Linked DNA regions of Homo sapiens: region 2 is linked to region 1. Evidence: read pairs that join two places in POLR2A ChIA-PET (ENCODE). Cell type or tissue: IMR-90. All regions are shown on one strand. Each heading gives the region's core, and the rest is flanking DNA. Links, peaks and the distances in the headings are about the cores only. Region 1 holds the start of LINC02577 (long intergenic non-protein coding RNA 2577). Region 2 has its middle 67 kb from the start of PRKAR2B.

Region 1 (9,870 bases), core at 1,284-9,283:
AATCCCAAGCCCTTTCTGGGATTATTACCTAGCCCCCAGGTCAACCCTCTCTAGGGATCCAGGGTGGAGGAGGGAGGAAGAGGAGGGGGTGGTGGTAAAAGGGGGTAGGAGCAGGAGGATTTAGTGGAACAAAGGGATGAGAGAAAATAGGAAAGAAGAAAAAGCAGCAGACCCAGGCAACATGTGCTGTGGCCATAATAACTGTTTTCTGTACTGTCTGCTGCAACTAAATTTTAAAAACATGCTTACCCTTTTTTTTTTTTTAAATGAACAAACTCCTTCAGAGGGGGTGGATTGTATAGTTTCTGGCATGCTGCAGGGGAGAAAAAGTCCATCTCGATAACTTATAAGCACGCTTTGAATTCAGAACTTTACAATTCTTCAGAAACAACTAATGAAAAAAAGAGTGCTGTTGGGCTGACTGTGAGTCACTTCCCCACCCTATGATTCACTAAGTCACAAATGCTGGACATGCGGACAGGGGAGAAGGACTTTTGATTTTGAGGATTCATGAGCTGATTCAGTACTGTCTTTATGTTTTGATGCTATCCAAGTTCAAGCTTTGAGGTGTTTTGGCATCATAAAGCAGCATCAAGGTAAGGGATCAAAGGATGGGAAAAGCCAGCATGAGTGAAGGTTTGTTAGCTAGAAGCGTCCAATTCTTGCATAATATCAGAAGGCAAGGTTAGGCAGCTACTGATAGCATGGATGCTGAAGAAAGCTGAAGTACTTTCAAATCCAGATAGCTCCAATTGCTTGCTCTCCTATGACTACTCTTAACTGAAATATTTATAGTGACTCAAGAACGACAGCAAAATAAATATCCTTGGGCTCCCCACTGGTCTAAATCCCTTCACAAAAAACCTTGTCACTGGAAACACTGACAAATACTATATGTTTAGAAAACATCATATAAAATATCCAAATAAATAAGCTATACAGTAATTGGTCCTTTAAATTATTTTAAGGAGGTAAAATATTCTAACATCTGAATTTCTACCTGTCAGAGGCTTTTGAACCAGAGCAATTCCATCTTGAATAGGGGGTGGGTAAAATAAGGCTGAGACTTACTGAGCTGCATTCCAGGAGGTTAAGGCATTCCTAGTCACAGGATGAGATAGGAGGTCGGCACAAGATACAGGTCACAAAGACCTTGCTGATAAAACAGCATGCGTAAAGAAGCTGTCCAAAACCCACCAAAACCAAGATGGCGATGAAAGTGACCTCCAGTCGTCTCACTGCTCATTATACACTAATTATATAATGCGCTAACATGCTAAAGACACTCCCGCCAGTGCCATACAGTTTACAAATGCCATGGCAACATCAGGAAGTTACCCTATATGGTCTAAGAAGTCGGCAGGGGCAGAGGCGGGAACCCTCAGTTCCGAGAATTGCCCACCCCTTTCCTGGAGACTCATGAATCATCAACCCCTTGTTTAGCATATAATCAGGAAGTAACAAAAAGTATCATCAGTCGAGCAGCCCATGCCGCTATTCTGCCTATGGAGTAGCCATTCTTTATTCCTTTACTTTCCTGATAAACTTGCTTTCACTTTACTGTATGGACTTGCCTTGAATTCTTTCTTGCGTGAGGTCCAAGAACCCTCTCTTGGGTTCTGAACTGAGACCCCTTTCTGTAACAAAAACATTTAATTACGACGTCATGACATTCTGGAAGGTTTCTTTGGAATGATGTCCTAGTTTGAGCTCCCAGTTTGATAGTACAAGTTGAGTATCCTTAATCAAAAAATCTGAAACCTGAAATGCTCCAAAATTTGAAATTTTTGAGTGCCAACATGGTACTCAAAGGAAATGCTCATTGGAGCATTTCAGATTTTGGATTTTTGAATTAGGGATGCTCAACCAGTAAGTATAATGCAAATATTCCAAAACTGGGAAAAAATCAAAATTGGAAACACTTCTCATCCCAAGCATTTCAGATAAGGGATACTCGCCCTGTAAAACTTGAACATTCTTGTTAGTAGAAAATTAAATGTAATGAATGAGATGAATGTACCTGTATTTGGTTTTTCTGTTTTAAGAAACTAAATGTTCAAAGATTATTAGCATACACTCAATTACAGAGATATTAAATACTAATTGGATTGTGACTCTGATTTTATTTTCATCTAGATTATTTTGATTTACCTATGACATTATTTCATATCATTGCTCATAGGAAGCCTACCTTTTTGCTTGGTAGTGAGTGTGAAGCAGCTGAAAGAAATGGAGATATTTGAGAAACTACCAGCTGGTAACCAATATATACACTTGAGATACATCTATGTATTTTTCAGATTGGAACAGTGAGTGACTATAGGTTCCAAAACAAAATTTGGTGTTAAATCCCCCATGAGTATCTTGTGCGATAGCATATTTTAAGATTGCTGAATTCATGGGGGAAAAAAGCATACTGCTAAACCAAAATGCATGAGTACAGTTGAAAAGTTAAAAAGTTATATTCCTGTTTTTGAAATTTTACCCCAAATTTTGACGACAACAACAACAACAAGACTGCTTGGTTAAGTTTATTAGATTAAAAATATTGCTAAAATCAGGCTAAATATGCATGCAAAGTTCCTTCTGATATGACCTGGCTGAAAAACATTAAAAATCAATAGAATTATAAACTAAATCATGCCTTGAGCTGTGAAAGACGAAATGACCATCACAAGTAAACTGATAGGCATGAGTTCTCAATAGGCAATGACTTACTTATGTTAAAAGATGGAAGAAACATAGATCAGTGTAGTTCAAGCCCTTCACAAATGTTAGAAACCAAGAAATTGAGGTGCACAGTGGTTGCTTGACTTGCCCAAGGTCCCATGACTTGTCAGTGGCAGAGCCAGGCTGGAATTTGACCCTGCATTCCAGGAATGAGCACCTTTATTATACCATGCCAGGCCAGCACCAAAATTCCAGGACTGCTTTTACAAGTGTTACATTTAACCAGGGTTCTTAATTACTAGCTGGTAAGGAATTTGCATAGAACCATATGGATGTAGATCAAAATCATGTGATTAAGTGTTTCACAAGTGGTAAATTACATATATGTGTATATATATATGAATGAGAGAATTAAAATTACTTTAAAAATATATTTAATTTTAAAAAAAGCCTTGGGATCATCTATTGAGATGAAAACAGTAATGTCATGGAAAGATTACCAGATGTCTACAGGAACTGACCTCCCATCTTGCCCTGCCATTCATTGGCTGTGGAATTGCTTCATTTTCCAGTCAACAAAACGGGGATGTTGATGACTGCTGTACCTTCAATAAACACTCTGAGGATAAATAAAATAGAATAAGTGGAGTGTTCCGAGGGTTTCTTACCTTCCTAAAAGAATTAAAATAGGAGACTTAGGCTTTAGACCACAACTTGTTTAACTTATGTTGCTGATGACTACAAGTTTCCTTGCAGTTATGAGTCAGTGATTCTCAGGAATTCCTTTTTGCACCACTTAACCTTTAAACTGTTTTCTTTATTGAACCTTAGATTTAGAAGACTGAGAAATCACCTAGAGATTTCTCCTCTCAGTTCAACTACCCACTCATAGAAATGCTGATACAGAACTTATTCCTGTGCAAGGTAGTTTATTCCGTGGTTGGAAAGCCACAATATAGAAAAATGTTCATGTTATTGAACAAAAATTTATCTCAGTGTAATTTTTTTGTCATTCATTTTTATTTTATTTTTCTATAGGTTATTGGGGTACAGGTGGTATTTGGTTACATGAGTTAAGTTCTTCAGTGGTGATTTGTGAGATTTTGGTGTGCCCATCACCTGAGCACTATATACTGCACCCTATTTGTAGTCTTTTATCCCTCACCAGGCTCCCACCCTTCCCTCCAAGTCCCAAAAGTCCATTGTATCATTCTTATGTCTTTGTGTCCTCATAGCTTAGCTCCCGCATATAAGTGAGAACATACCATGTTTGGTTTTCCATTCGTGAGTTAATTCACTTAGAATAATAGTTTCCAATCTCATCCAGGTCGCTGTGAATGTCATTAATTCATTCCTTTTTATGGCTGAGTAGTGTTCCATCATATATATATAATATATATATTATATATATTATATGATATATATATAATATATGTATTATATATATTATATGATATATATAATATATGTATTATATATATTATATGATATATATATAATATATGTATTATATATATTATATGATATATATATAATATATGTATTATATATATCATATGATATATATATAATATATGTATTATATATATCATATGATATATATAATATATGTATATATATATCATATGATATATATATTATATATATTATATGATATATATATTCCGTCATGTATATATGATATATGTATCATGGAACCAACCCAAATGCCAATCAATCAATTAGTGGATAAAGAAACTGCGAGATATATATATATATATATATATATATATATATATATATATATATATATATTCCATCATATATATGTGATATATATCATGTATATAATTCCATTATGTATATATGATATATATATATATATATTCCATCATATATATATCATATATATATGGTTGAACTACACTGGGCTTTAACTACACTGATCTATGTTTCTTCCATCTTTTAACATAAATAAGTCATTGCCTATATTCCATCATATATATATGATATATATATATCACAGTGTAATTTTTAACTGTAATCTTAGTTTTTTTTGTTTTGAGTTACATAGATTTTATCAATTCTTAAATTATTTGAATTCAACTATCAAGTTTCTCCTAAATTTTCAATGTTGTAGTAAGAAAGAAGATAGCATTATTAAGTGGCTACTGTGCAATATTAACACTTTTATCTGGGTGTTTTCAATTAAAACTCAAAATAAGTTAATGCCAAGTAACCTCCATTCCTGCATTGATGAGACTAGTAAAGTTGCTAAAACCATAAGCCCTGAATTTAGGCACACCTGGATTTAAGTCTTGGCCACTTACTAACTATAAATTGCAGAAATTACTTAGCCCCTCAGGCTTAGCTTCCTCGCTGATAAATTTTAAAAGCAATAATTCTAATGATAATGTGGTGGTTATGAGGTTAAAAAATATAATGCCTGGGCAACATGATGAAGCCCCATCTTTATGAAATATATATAAATTAGCCAAACATGGTGACGTGCCTGTAGTCTTAGCTATCGGGAGGCTGAGGTGGGAGGACTGCTTGAGCCTGGGACGGGGAGGTTGCAGTGAGCTAAGATTGTGCCATTGCACTCCAGCCTGGGCAACAGAGCAAGATCCAGTCTCAAAACATATGTATATATGGCATGTGACTATATAATGCATAGTAACTGTTCAATAAATGTAAGCTATTGGTATTATTAGTCTCTCTGTCTCTCTCTTTTTTTTTGGCCTTATGTTTATCCCAAATAATTTGTATTTTCTTTGTTTTGGGCCTGATTTCTATATGAAGAAATAGTTTTGAATTGTCTCCTCGTGTATTAGCTCTGTCTCCCTAATTTTTAAATTGAAATATTCATAAACATGCATTCTGTGGTTTTCATGTTTTTGACAAAAATATTGAACAGAAATGAGCAAATCATAAATTCTTGGAGTTTGCCTTTTAAGGTGGAAGTCAAGTCTTTGGCCAATATTCTTTGGGTGACATTGAATGCCTAACTATGCAGCAAACCACCAGTCATCTTGCTGTTACCTGGGCCCTCATTCCTCCATCTTAACAACAAAAGGTGTGCATCACGATATTTGGCAAATGCTATGCTAAAACCAAGGCATACCATGTGCATGCCTTCCTCCTGACACACAGGCAACCAAATCTAAGAAAAGAAGTGAGACTGGTTGGCATGACTTGTTCTTAGTGAATTCACACTGGTTAGTATTTGTTTACTGTATCTTGCCTACAAATCATCCATTTTAGAATTTTGTTTGGCGTCTGCATGAGGCTCATCAGTTTACATACAGATCTCATTCTTTCACTATTTTTAGAAGTAGAAACATTTTCCAGCCATTAGTCACCTTTTCCATTCTCCTTGATTCTCAGGAGCAGTTCTCTGATCTCATCTGCAAACTCTTTTGATACTTTGGGATAGAATTTGTATTAACAGAAGTTTTGAAGTCATTCAGAGTAAGTGAAGATTTCTCTTACTATCTCTTTTTCTATTGTAGGTTTTAATTCTCTCTTCATAATGTTTGCTTCAAAATTGATGTTCATCTCTCTTAGAATATGGAAGGAAGCAGAAAATTGAATGGTTCTTTGATTATGTTATCATTTGTTAAGGTTATATTGTAATTTTTTTTTTTTTTTTTGAGACAAGGTCTTGCTCTGTGGCCCAGGCTGGAGTGCAGTGGAGTGAACATGGCTAGTGAGGGTTTACTTTCTGGGCTCAAGTGATCCTCCCACCTCAGCCCCGAGTAGCTGGGAACACAGGCGTGTGCTACCACACCTGGCTAATTTTTTACAAAGTTTTGTAGAGATGGAGTCTCACTTTGTTGCCCAGGCTGGTGGGCAAGAGGTCCTCCTGGGCTCAAGTGATCCTCCTGCCTTGGCCTCCCAAAGCATTAGGATTACAGGTGTCAGCCACCATGCTTGGCCTAAGGTGATATTGTCTGAGATACAGCATAGGTTTTTCTTCCCAGATCTTTTCTTGGCTACGGAGATTAAAAAGAAAAACAGCTTTCTTGCTGTCTTTAGTATTTATCTCCGCCCCTACTTTATTTTAAGACTTTATTCTCATAATACTCTAAACAAATTTTCCCTTTCTTTTATCGCATGCTTGGGTCTGTCCACCCCATCCGTCCTCTGAGCCATAGGAACCTCGAGTCTTACTACTCCAGATCTAACCCTCCTTTTACCTCCTCTCTGAGAACTGTGTGCTCCTAGACTATTATTCTATTCTTGCTGTTTATGTTTTCAGCACAAGCTTGTTTATGGTCAATTATCTGAGATTATTTCTATTATATTTTCTTTCCAGACAGCATATCTTTCCTCCTAAACAGGATCATTTTTGTAATGCTCAAGTAATCCTGTTTTCAGAGTCTACATTCCTCTTCTAAACATATTCCCTTGGGCACTATTATTTTCCTTACTTTTTATGAAGCCCCCTTTCTGAAGGTCTGACCATTACCTTTTTCACTATTATAAACATCAAGGCCATTTTATTCCAAGGTTTGCTTGTTTCTGCATTTGACACCTCCTTCTTTCTTGTTGGAATCCAGGACAAAAATTTCCTAAATGTATTCCTTTACCTGCTGAGGGAAAATTGTCAGTAACCCAAACCAAGAACAAACTCTCCGTCTGCTGTGCGCTGGGTTGAATGTGTGCCTTTCCCCAGCTTATGTTCACCTGGAGCCTGTGAATATGACCTTATTTGAAAATACAGTCTTTGCAGATGTAATCAAGTTAAGACGAGGTCATACTGGATTAGAATGGGCCCTAAATTCAATATAACTGGATCCTTATAAAAAGAGGAGCATTGGGACACAGGGACACAGACAGGGAGAAGATCGTAGGTGGAGACTGCAGTGATGCATCTAGAAGCCAGGGAGCACCAAGGGTGGCAAGCAACTGCTAGAGGCTAGGAAGAGGCAAGGAAGGTTCCCTAGAGGCGTCAGAGGAAAACATCAACCTGCCAGCACCTTAGTTGCAGACTACTAGCTGCCAACACTGAGATAATAATTTTTTGTTGTTTTAAGCCACCTAGTTTGTGGTGATTTGTTATGGCAGCATCAGGTAACCAATACATGTGGTTAATAGCAGGATACCACTAACTGGTTCCAGGTGGCCAATTCTGTAGCAGTTTTGCTACATGTATCAGAAGATAGCATGGCTATGTGGCAAGAATATAGACTTTAGGCTTAAAGACCCATGCTCGAGTCTTAGACCTACCACCGATGAGTTGGGCGATCTGCAGCTGCTAAAAGAAAAATTTTGGACAAACTAAATTTAACAGAGTTTAATTGAGCAAAGAATGTTTCATGAACTGGGCAATCCCCAAACCAGAATAGATTCAGACAGACTCACGTGAAAAGGATTTATGAACAGAAAAATGAAAGTGAAACAGAAGTGAGGAATAGGAACAGCTGGATTGTTACAGCTTGATGTTTGTCTTATTTGAACGTGGTTTAAACAGTTGGCCATCTGCAATTGGCTGAAGCTCAGTGATGGGTACAAGAGCAAGTTACAGTCTGTTGATACATCCAGTTAGGTTACAGTTCACTATGTGCAGAGAAACCTTTAGCCTCAACTTAAAAATATGTAAGGAGGCAGCTTTAGGCTAAACTTAATTTAACAGGGCATGGTCAATTAATCACTTATAACTTCCATAAAATAATGATAATGTATTATTCATCTGATAAGTCTTCTCTGAGATTGAAGAAAATGTGAGAAAGCACATTTTAAGTTATAAAGCCCCAACAAAGGCTATTGTATTGAGCACCCTTGACATAAGTAACTCCATCTTAAAAAAAAGACTCCATCTTACATTTCACGGGACATTTTGCCAACAGGGATACGATGTTTGCTTAATAAATTTGTAATAAATAAAGACTGCATCCAACCAGATAAGGGCATAAACAAGCACACACTTCCACTATCAGTCCTCTGGTGGTCGTAAAAAGAGCAGGGCTTCAGCAGCTCAAAGCGGCCATCTTAACTGACATGCTCTTACTGTCACTAGTGATCAACACCTGGCATCTGCTGCTGAAGGCTCTGCCCACATCAAAGACTTTTCCTTTCAAGACCTTTCCTGGACCGCCGAGCACAGACCAGGAGATTCTTTCTGTCTTCATCGTCACTTTCCTCGGACTACTTCATTAATCCTTTTTCCTATTCCCTTTCTCTTGATGTTAAATATTACTTTGGTGTGGAATGTTTAATCTTAACATTTATATGTTGATGAAATATACTACTATATATGGTTTGCAATGTTGACTGACTTGTGGAGTGGCTTGAGCTGTGTGCTCTGACTACGGAGTGAACGAGAAGTACTAAGGAGAGAGTTGCCTTCTTGAGAACTCCATGTAGCTTGTGGCTTTTGTGGTTAAAATAGCATCAGTAAAAATCTGACATTGTGGAGACACAAACATGCATGGACCTGGTTATCTCTGACTTTGCCCTGCTCATGAGAGCTATCTAGGATTGTTTTACCCAATTTCCTTCATGTGCTGGGTATCTGTATTACAGTCCTTCAAAGATACTACTTCCATCTCTTTCCGGGTTTATCCCCTTTTAAATACTTCTACTCTCAGATTTTAAATTTCCATTGGAATATATATATTCTTGACATACAATTTTCCTATCCTATCCTTTCGAGGAAACGTTTTCCTTTTGAACAAGGTATGCATGCTCTTTTAATGTTGTATTCCAGGTATGCATCTCATCAGTAAGTCTCAATGATCCTGAGACAGTGTTTACCAATCCTTATCTAAAAATCTTCAAAGTATGGATACGGTGTGCATGTGACATATACACATTTGAGTCCTAGAGTTTTTTTAGGTCTACTTCTATGACATCATCTCTGGAGAATTATAAGGTTTCTCTTCTGTGGGATCCTTGCAGTCTTTCATTGTGTCTGGTTTTGAGTAGTTTATGTCTGATTTATCTTTTCCTGAGATTTGATCTCTTCTTCACTCTTGTGCTGGGTACGTCTTTTTGCCCCACCCCCTCTCTCTGCCCCTGGCACCCAGTGGATTTGAAATAAGCTTCTTCAGATTTTCTTCTGGCTGACTTTTCATTATTTGCTTCATGCAATTTTGTTGTCAGGCAGACATTACTCTGAGTTAGAATATTATTGTATAGTTTTTAAAAAACTTTTTAAAAAAGCTCCCCCTTTTTTCTCATAGCCTAAAAATAAAGTAGATTTAAGAAGGAATCCCC
Region 2 (9,870 bases), core at 1,139-9,138, 210 kb before region 1:
CCTTGGCCGAAGTCAGAAGAAAATAATGAGGCTTAAATAATTTTTCTACTCTGTTTAAACAAACTCCCACTGGCCAGCTGCTGCCGCTGTTGTGCTTACAACCCTCCTTTTTTCTTCCAGCTTCTGAATATCTCTGCTGATAGCTAGCTTCCACCATCGTTCACCTTCTGCCCAGCCCACCTGCTACCCAACTTCCCCGTCCACGCCTCACACCTTGCAACTTTCCTCCTGTGCCTCACCACCGTTCACTCCGTCAGCCTCTCTTCTTCACACCTGCCACTCATGAGCAGTTTACGCTTTCCAAGACAGCAGCCATGCTGTGACGCAGGTGGGAAAATAATCAATGAACAAATAGTCCCTAAGGGCCATTTGACTTGTCCAAGACTACAATCATTCACGTATTCATTTGGCAAACATGTATTGAGTGTCTAATATGTGCCGCACATTGTTCCGGTGCGGGGTGTACAGCAGTGATAAAAGAGACAAAAAAAATTCCTGCTCACATACAGCTTACCTTTCAGACAGTGGCAAATTAGTGATAGAGCTGGGACACAACTCTACATCTCTTTATTTCTAAAATAGTCCTTTCTCTATACCTGTTTCCCTAATGGCAGACATGGCACTCATTCTATATCTCATGGTGTACTAGGCCGTTCTTGCATTGCATAAAGAAATACCTCACTTTGGGCGCGGTGGCTCACGCCTGTAATCCCAGCACTTTGGAAGGCCGAGATGGGCGGATCACGAGGTCAGGAGATCGAGACCATCCTGGCTAACACGGTGAAACCCCATCTCTACTAAAAATACAAAAAAATTAGCCGGACATAGTGGTGGGCACCTGCAGTCCCTGCTACTCAGGAGGGTGAGGCAGGAGAATGGCATCAACCCGGGAGGCAGAGCTTGCAGTGAGCCCAGATCGTGCAGCTGCACTCGAGCCTGGGCAACAGAGCAAGACTCTGTCTCAAAAAAAAAAAAAAAAACAAAAAAAAAACCTCACTTTGGGAGGCCGAGGCGGGCAGATCAGGAGGTCAGGAAATCGAGACCATCCTGGCTAACATGGTGAAACCCCATCTCTGCTAAAAATACAAAAAATTAGCCGGACATGGTGGCATGCGCCTATATTTCCAGCTACTCGGGAGGCTCAGGCAGGAGAATCGCTTGAACCTGGGAGGCAGAGATTGCAGTGGGCCAAGATTGCGCCACTGCACTCCAGCCTGGGTGACAGAGCGATACTCTGTCTCAAACAACAACAACAACAACACCCACAAAAGAAATACCTGAGGCTGGGTAATTGAGGAAGACAAGAGGTTTAATTGGTTCATGGTTCTGCAGGCTTTATAGGAAGCTGGCGCCAACCTTTGCTTGTCTTTTGGGGAGGCCTCAGGAAGCTTACAATCATGGCAGAAGGTGCAGGGGGAGCAGGTGTGTCACACAGCAAAAGCAGGAGCAAGAGGGAGTGCTGGGGGGAGGTGCTACCCAGTTTTAAATGACCAGATCTCAGGAGAACTCACTCACTATAGAGAGGACAGTACCAAGGGGGATAGTGCTAAACCATTCGTGAGAAATCTGCCCCCATGATCCAATCACCTCCCACCAGGCCCTACTTCCAACATTGGGGATTACAATTCAACATGAGATTTGGATGGGGACACAGATCCAAACAATATCACAATGGCTAAATTTTCTTATGAGTCATCGGGCTCCAGATTAAAATTTGTCATTGATTCACTACTCCCAGCCACCCCAGATTCTTCTCTGTTGAGCCTCTACAACTGTTAAGGATGTTCAACCTACCTTTCCCTATCTTGGCTGGAACTATGCAAACTGAAGGGCAGGAAATGCCAGGTGGAGCAGGAGAGGCTGAACCATGGCTGAACCATTTCAGCCACGGTTCCACTCTGAAGGGACATCAGCTTTTTCCCACTGATGTCCCTTTTCTTTGTGATTTTGAAAAGACTTTGCCACATTTCTCAGACCTGTGACTTGATATTTATTATAACGAAAAACCTTTTCCTTATGTAACAGCCTGCTTTAAAACCATCGTTATTATTAGTAGAGGTACAATTAGTTAATGAGACCACTGATATCTGTGATATCTGTGTAGGAGCAGTTCAGCTTTACCGAAGAGCCAGTTGATTCAGCTAGAGGCTGAGTGAGATACAATGTCTCCTACTTCCCCTCATTCCCTGCAAAGGCAATGGGAAATGACGGAGTGCTTTTTCAGTTCAGTGTGTACCCTCTTTGGGAATTTGCCATTGTTGTTTTTGAAGATAATGGAATTTATGCCACAGGATCCAGGTAGAATGCTATCCAACTTTTCTGTTTTCTAACAGAAATTAGGGCAAGGGCATCTCCATTTCTTGATGGATCTGAAAGATGAAGAACTGGCCACTCAGCAGCTGACCTGCATTTACAAGATCTGATAAGCCTCCCCTCCCCTCTCTCAATGGTTTGCAGCCTGACTACACAAGATGATTGGAGGGGTTTAAGATCTGCTTCATTTGAAAGAAAAAAAATCCCTATTAACCTTTAGAGATTAATTGCTTTGGATTGAGTATTGCCTCTCTTAACATCTTCTAAAATGTAAATACTTTCTGGAAGGAAGGAACACATTACGTTTTTTACACATTAGTGAGTTTTATCACATCAGCCTCCTCTATTTGAAATAGCTGGGCAGAACGAGCTCTAAATCTCTATCTTTAGGGAGGGAGGTAGAGAGCCTTGGAAGATATGAGGGATACGCTAGTCCCAAGGACTAACACAGGGCTGGCTGACCCTTTGTGATTACCAAGGACACGGTAAGGGTGATGCTGGGAGGGGAGGGGAGGGAGAGGCCCTGAGGGTTGTCGCTTCTGTCCTGGGGCCTTTGATTGCTTTAGCTCCCCTGTGGACATGTGGGAATAAAGCTGCTTCTGAGAGGTCCCTATGACCCCGGCAGCCAGGTTAAGCAATATTTCTCAAACTTTTCCCCACTCTGAGCCAGGCCACAGGCAATCATGACAATGTGTCCTAGACGTAACTGGTTTTACTTTGGCTTTCTCCTAAAGCAGTGGAAAAAAAAAAAAAACCAGTAAAAAGGATATAAACAAGATAAGTTCACGGAAGCATGGCAAGGCTCCCCGTTGCCTCCCTTTTATTTTAGGGAGGCCTTTCTGGAGTTCCATGACCTTGCTAGCCCTGCAAAGATGCCTTTTATGCTCCAAATCAGAAAAAAACATACACTAGCATACAAGGCTATGATTTTACTACCCAGAAAGCTACATCTCTCAGACCTGCCTGGGTTTACAGCCTGGAAATTCTTATTGCATCGGCTCTGGGAAAAAAATCTCACTTATCTAAGCTGATGCTTCTGGGGTGAGTTTTCCATTCACGTCCACTAGGGACAATGGCCCACTATGCATTCAGATCTTTCCAGGGGTCAGACACACTTCCGTCAGTAATGGCTGCCCATTCTGGTGGTGACTTCACACAGCAAAGGGAAAGACAAGAGTAACAGCAATTCTGGAGAAAAGAAGCTTCTAATACACTCCACAAAGGAGGGAGGGCTCCAGGCCGTGTTCCCTTTAAAATATATATTTTTGGTGCTAATGAAAAATAACAAAATAAACTGGCACAACAGGTGACTTTATATAGCTTAAACTAATTTCCAATTGCTATGAGGTGTACTAAAGGTCGTAGTAAGGATATCTATAATGTATTCTCTTTAATTTTATGTATGTTAATTACAAATGCCTGGATTTCCAACATTGAGGAATATAGGTTGCCTTTAAAATTGTGATTTTTCGTAGCTGTTTTGGTTTTCATGTTGATAAACTTTTAAAAATGCCATCAGCAGTCTAAGACATGACTTTCTGTACTCGGAGGCTAAAGACGTGGTGACAGTTTTTCTGCTTTCTAACTCCCCCTATCTTTTTGGAACAGGCTGTGACTGTGGGCGGACTATTCTGATACCATTGCTTTGGCTGTGCGGTATTTTGCAGCTTAAAAGTAAAAGTTCTCTCTGTTATCATTGAACATGCATCCTTGCTAAACACACAATGGATGTTCTGTAGATATAAATGAGTTCCTTCAATTCTGATGTTTCAGTTCAATGGCTCTCAAATTTCAGCATGCATTTACATCACCTGGGAAGAGTTCTAAAATGCACACATCTAGTGTTACCTACAGAGTATATGATTCAGCAGGCTGGGTTGGGTATCAAGGATCTGCATTAATCTGTGGCCTGAGGACTGCATTCTGAAGACAAATCATTACCTTAGGGCAGAGTTTCTCAACCTCAGCACTATTGCCATTATGGTTGGATGATATTTGTTGTGAGGGCTGTTGTCTGCATTGCAGGATGTTTAACAGCACCCGTAGCCTCTCCCCACGAGATGCCACTAACATTTTAATCCTCCTCCCACTTGTGACAACCAAAAATGTCTCCTGGAGTGGTGGATTTGAGAACCAATGCCTTAGAATCTTTGTCCTTCCCAACTCAAATGTCCTGGCCACCTGAGCATTCTTGTGACGAATTTGTGTATGGGGCTCTTGTCCCAAACATATTTTTCTTTTCTTTCTTTCTTTTTTTTTGAGACAAAGTCTTGCTCTGTTGACCAGACTGGAGGGCAGTGGTGCGATCTCGGCTTACCACAACCTCTACCTCCTGGGTTCAAGCGATTCTTCTGCCTCAGTCTCCCAAGTAGCTGGGACTACAGGTGCATACCACTGCACCTGGCTAATTTTTGTATTTGTAGTAGAGATGGGGTTTCACTATGTTGGCCAGGCTGGTCTCGAACTCCTGACCTTGTGATCCACCCACCTCAGCCTCTCAAAGTGCTGGGATTACAGGCGTGAGCCACCACACCCAGACTCCAAACTTAGTTTTCTTAGGAAGCTGTATGATAAAATGAGGGTTTTCTTAGTCACTTAGAGCTTAAACTAAGGGCACATGACCATTACCAACCCCCCAGACAACTTTTATTTGACCAGAACAGATTTGGTTCATTATTAAAATGAGTTACTAACATTTGCAACTTGAGATATATCCATTTTTAAAATTTTCTTGAAAATTCAGGAGATCTGATCACACGGGCCCACACTCCTATGAATAGATTCTGGGCGTGGTGTCTCGTGCATGTAACCCCAGCACTTTGGGAGGCCAAGGTGGGTGGATCACTTGAGTCCAGGAGTTCAAGACCAGCCTGGGCAACATAGTGAAAGCTCATCTCTACAAAAAATAAAATTTAGTCGGGCATGGTGGCTCATGCCTGTAGTTGCAGCTACTTCGGAGGCTGGGGTGGGGGGATGGCTTGATCATCCCATTGTGTTCTGGCCTGGGCAACAGCGTGAGAAGCTGTCTCAAAAAAAAAAAAAAAAAAAATCAGACGGACTGGACTAGGGGAAGAGCTGCACCTAGAGAGCCAGATGTGCTCTCCAGTTGCCCAAGTCCCCACGTGTCCGACCTCACTCATGTACAGTACCTGTCTGGCTCCTAAGGGCACTGGATTTACAATTCTTGGTTTAAAGTTTCATAGCCACTAGCTAAGAATGCAGCATTCCTTATGGAACAATTCTACTAGGGTTGGCAATGTTGGTGCTAACTCTTGAATGTATTCAAAGATTACTTTGATTGCAAGGCAATGGGCCAAGTGTTTTAATCTCCTATGATCACGATATCTTCTCATTTTATGATACATTTATGTGGAGTTTTATGTGTTTTCCCTTTCTGGAGCAAAACTTGGATCATAGGCACTCAGCCTCCTTTGCACATTCCACGAATGCTTTTGTTGTTTAGGAACACAACTCGGTGTGTCTGTTGAGAATTCTCTCTCAAGTGTTAGTTCTTGATCTGGCTAATGGATCATTTCTAGGAAACAGAGAAACAAAGGAAAAATAGGTGTGTGATGCACTCCCAGCCACACTGTCTCTCATCCCACCTGAAATAACAATGTCATATGTAATGATTAGAGACTGAGAGTTGCATGGAGGAAATGTCATGGTGGGGAGGGCTGGCTTCTTGGGCATGCAGCCTATGCCTGTGAAGGTCCTGGGCTTGGTTTAACGCTCTGTTGCTGCCATCTTGAAATTCTTAAGAATTTTTGAACTGTAAGTCCTGCAATTTCATTTTGCACTGAGATCCACAAATTATGTGGTTAGGCCTGTCTAAAAGAGGGATTTAAAACTTTATTATCGTGGGAGGTGAAGAGTGTTCAAAAATGTTAGTTCAGGAATTTCATTACTGTAAAGAGAAACAGCATCCTTTTCCCTTTCTGAGATAGGGATTCCACTTATTCAGAAAATTAACAAACAAATTCTGAAAACCGCTGTGTGTGAATTGCTAGGAGGCAAGAAAATACAGATAATAAGGAGGGCAGTATGGTGTTGTGGAGGCAGGTATGAATGGATTTTAATGAACTTAGACAAATCACACAATTTCTCCTCTTATTTATGCCTCTGTTTCTTGTGCCATCAATTTTCAGCATTACCTATTAAGTCTCAGCTTAATAAAAAGATGTTGGTGCTCCCATTTTTTTTAAGCTTTCCTCCTCCTTCCATGGCCCTTTTTTTTCCTTACCTGTAAGAAAAAAAGGCCTCCTTCTATGGCCTTAGTTTCTTACCTGTAAAGTGAGGATAATAGTTCTGACATTAAGAAGTTTTAGGATTTTTTTTTTTTTTTTGAGACGGAGTCTCGCTCTGTCACCCAAGATAGTTGTGAGAGCCTAGTGCAGTGTCTGACACATAGTTGGCCCTCACTATATGGCAGTTCTATTAATATTAATATGGGCCTTTGCTCTCAAGGAGTCTAGAATCTAGAAGGGGAGATAGATATATTAAATCATGGCAGTAGAACCTGGTGCATTAGTTGGCTCAGGCCACCATAACAAAATATCATAGACTGGGTATTTCTTAAACAGTAGAAATTAATTTTCTCAGAGTTTTGAGAAGTCTGAGATCACAGTGCCAGCATTGTCAGGTTCTGGTGAGGGCTCTCTTTCTGGCTGGCAGACACCCACCATCTCGCTGTGTCCTCACATGGTAGAGAGACAGTTCTGGTGTCTCTTCCTCTTCTTATAAGGGCACCAGTTCTAACAGATCAGGGCTCTACCCTTATGCCCTCATTTAACCTTAATCCACCCCCAACTCCCCGAAGGCTATCTCCAATACAGTCGCATGGAAGTGAGTATTAGAGCTTCAACATATGAATCTGGGCATGGGGTGAGTGGGACAAAATTCAGTCCATAGCATCTGATATAAGTACAACTAGGGCATAAATGAAAGTGCCCTGCTCAGCCAGGCATGGTGACTTACGCCTGTAATCCCAGCACTTTGGGAGGCCGAGGTGGGCGGATCACCTGAGGTGAGGAGTTCATGACCAGCCTGGCCAACATGGTGAAACCCCATCTCTACTAAAAATACAAAAATTAGCCGGGCGCCATGGTGGGCGTCTGTAGTCCCAGCTACTCGGGAGGCTGAGGCAGGAGAACCACTTGAGCTCGTGAGGCGGAGGTTGAGAGATGGTGCCACTGCACTCCAGCCTGGGCAACAGAGCGAGACTCTGTCTCCAAAATAAATAAATAAATAAATAAATAAATTAATTAATTAATTTAAAAAAGCAAGTGCCCTGTGCTGCTGGTGGGAGCAGGGGAGGGGACATCAGAGAAGGTTTTACAGAAGAGATGATTTCTGAAATACATCTTACAATTTTTTAGTCAAAAAAGTATATATTCAAGAAAACAAATCAAAGAACATAGAGGAGTTTTTAATTAAAAATAATAGGCAGGGCGCAATGGCTCATGCCTGTAATCCCAGCACTTTGGGAGTCCGAGGTGGGCGGATCACCTGAGGTCAGGAGTTTGAGACCAGCCTGGCCAACATGGTGAAACCCCATCTTTACTAAAAATACAAAAAAATTATCTGGACGTGGTAGCACGTGCCTGTAATCCCAGCTACTTGAGGCACGAGAATTGCTTGAACTCAGGAGGCGGAGTTTGCAGTGAACCGAGATCGTGCCACTGCACTCCAGCCTGGGCAACAGAGTGAGACTCTGTCTCAAAAAAAAAAAAAAAAAAAAAAAAAAAAATTCTTCCCACCTCTGTCTAGCCTCAGATCTATTTTCCACAGTCAATGGTATGGACCAAATATTTGTATTCTTCCAAAATTCCTATGTTGAAACCCTAATCCCCAGTGGGATGCTGTTTGGAGATGGGGCCTTTGGGAGGTGATTAATTTGTGGGGGTGGAGCTCTCATGATGGGATTCATGCTCTTACAAGAAGAGACATGAGACAGCTTGCTTTCCCTCTCTTTCCCTTCGCCATGATTAGATGGCCCTCTTCAAATCCAGAAGAAGGATGTCATCAGATATGGGATCTACGAGCACCTTGATCTTGTACTTCCCAGCCTCCAAAACTGTTGAGAGATAAATGTTTGTTGTTTAAGGCACCCAGTCTATGGTAGCTGGTTATAGCAGCCTGAACTGCCTAAATCAACATTCAAAAAAGATTTCTGTTGTAACTGTTCTCATATTTGACGTTCTCCTTTACTCCTTTCAATGCTGGATGTCTATCTTGTGCCATATTTTTCTTTCAGCTTTTCCATTGATTACCTTTGTGAGTATGAATTATTTATGCCTCTATTTCTTGTGCCATCAACTCTAAGCACTTTCTATTGAGTCTTAGCTTAATAAAAAGATGTTGGTGCCCCCGTTCTTTTTTCTAGCTTTCCTCCTTCTTCCATGGCACCCCCCCTTTTTTTTGTCAATTACCTTTTTGCATGATCAAGATTACCTATTTGTATTCTGCTCTGCTACCACAGTCCAGTCTTCCTTGCAAGTCAAAAAAGCAGCTTTTGTGTTATTAGTCCTGTGCAAATGCTGGCTCAAGTTACATGCTAGAAACACTTTACTTCTTTACTGGTCCAAATGATACATTCAGGATCAGTAGGACAATTTCTTTTCCTCAAGGTCAAATGAATTTTCTCTTCTTACAATTAAAAAATGTCTTAAAACAATTATGCATTTGAGCTGGCTACATATTTAGATTTCTTTTTCTTGTCGAGTTTTATTTTAAAATTTCTAAATGTACTCCTCTCTGTTTTCTTCTTAAAGCCCTGGCTTCAACAAATCCTTTCCATCATATCATCTGTTAAGATTATTTCATCTTTTCCATCAGTATCACCTTTTTAGGCCAGGCGGGGTGGCTCACGCCTGTAATCTCAACCCTTTGGGAGGCCATGGCAGGCAGATCACTTGAGGCCAGGAATTTGAGACCAGCCCGGCCAACATGGTGAAACCCTGTTTCTACTAAAAGTACAAAAAATTAGCCAGGCGTGGTGGTGTACACCTGTAATCCCAGCTCCTCAGGAGGCTGAGGCATGAGAACTGCTTGAACTCAGGAGGCAGACTGCAGTGAGCCAAGATTGTGCCACTGCATTCCAGCCTGGGCGACACAGCAAGACTTTCTCTAAAACAAAAAACAAAAAACAAAAACAAAAAAACACTAGATAAAATTTGGATTGCAGAGGGAAGAAAAAGGCAGAGAGACAGAGACAGGACTAGCTGGATTTCCTAGGCCGACTAAGAATTCCTAAGCCTAGCTGGGGAAGGTGACCACACCCACCTTTAAACAAGCGGCTTGTAACTCAGCTCACACCTGACCAATCAGGTAGTAAAGAGGGCTCACTAAATTACAAATTAGGCTAAAAGCAGGAGGTAAAGAAATAGTCAAATTATATATTGCCTGCGAACACAGGGGGCAGGACAATGATTGAGATATAAACCCCAGGCATTCGAGCGGGGAGTGGGCAGCCCCCTTTGGGTCCCCTCCCGTTGCATGGGAGCTCTGTTTTCTCTCTATTAAATCTTGCAACTGTACACTCTTCTGGTCCATGTT

Evidence for each region. Peaks named below come from ENCODE experiments on the same cell type or tissue, not always from the same donor. Only the 100,000 strongest peaks of a DNase experiment are listed, where the experiment ranks them.
Region 2: POLR2A ChIA-PET joins it to region 1 with 13 read pairs; 2 of 35 experiments call an interaction of 5 or more read pairs at or near these places.

What each region holds. Positions count from the first base shown.
Region 1 is chr7:106,766,402-106,776,271 of GRCh38, reverse strand. LINC02577 (long intergenic non-protein coding RNA 2577) reads right to left here and starts at 1,254. Exons shown (of 5, transcript NR_170304.1): 1 at 1,072-1,254. RefSeq lists enhancers at 1-1,183, 1,295-1,589. In IMR-90, for the core only: no CTCF peak of the experiment used is centred there; DNase peaks (open chromatin) are centred at 3,421, 5,901 and 8,091; H3K4me3 peaks cover 406 bases; H3K27ac peaks cover 3,889 bases.
Region 2 is chr7:106,972,831-106,982,700 of GRCh38, reverse strand. No RefSeq gene overlaps it. Among named protein-coding and RNA genes, the nearest start is that of PRKAR2B, 67 kb to the left of the region's middle. RefSeq lists cis regulatory regions at 2,620-3,019, 3,231-3,544, 3,716-4,387. In IMR-90, for the core only: no CTCF peak of the experiment used is centred there; no DNase peak of the experiment used is centred there.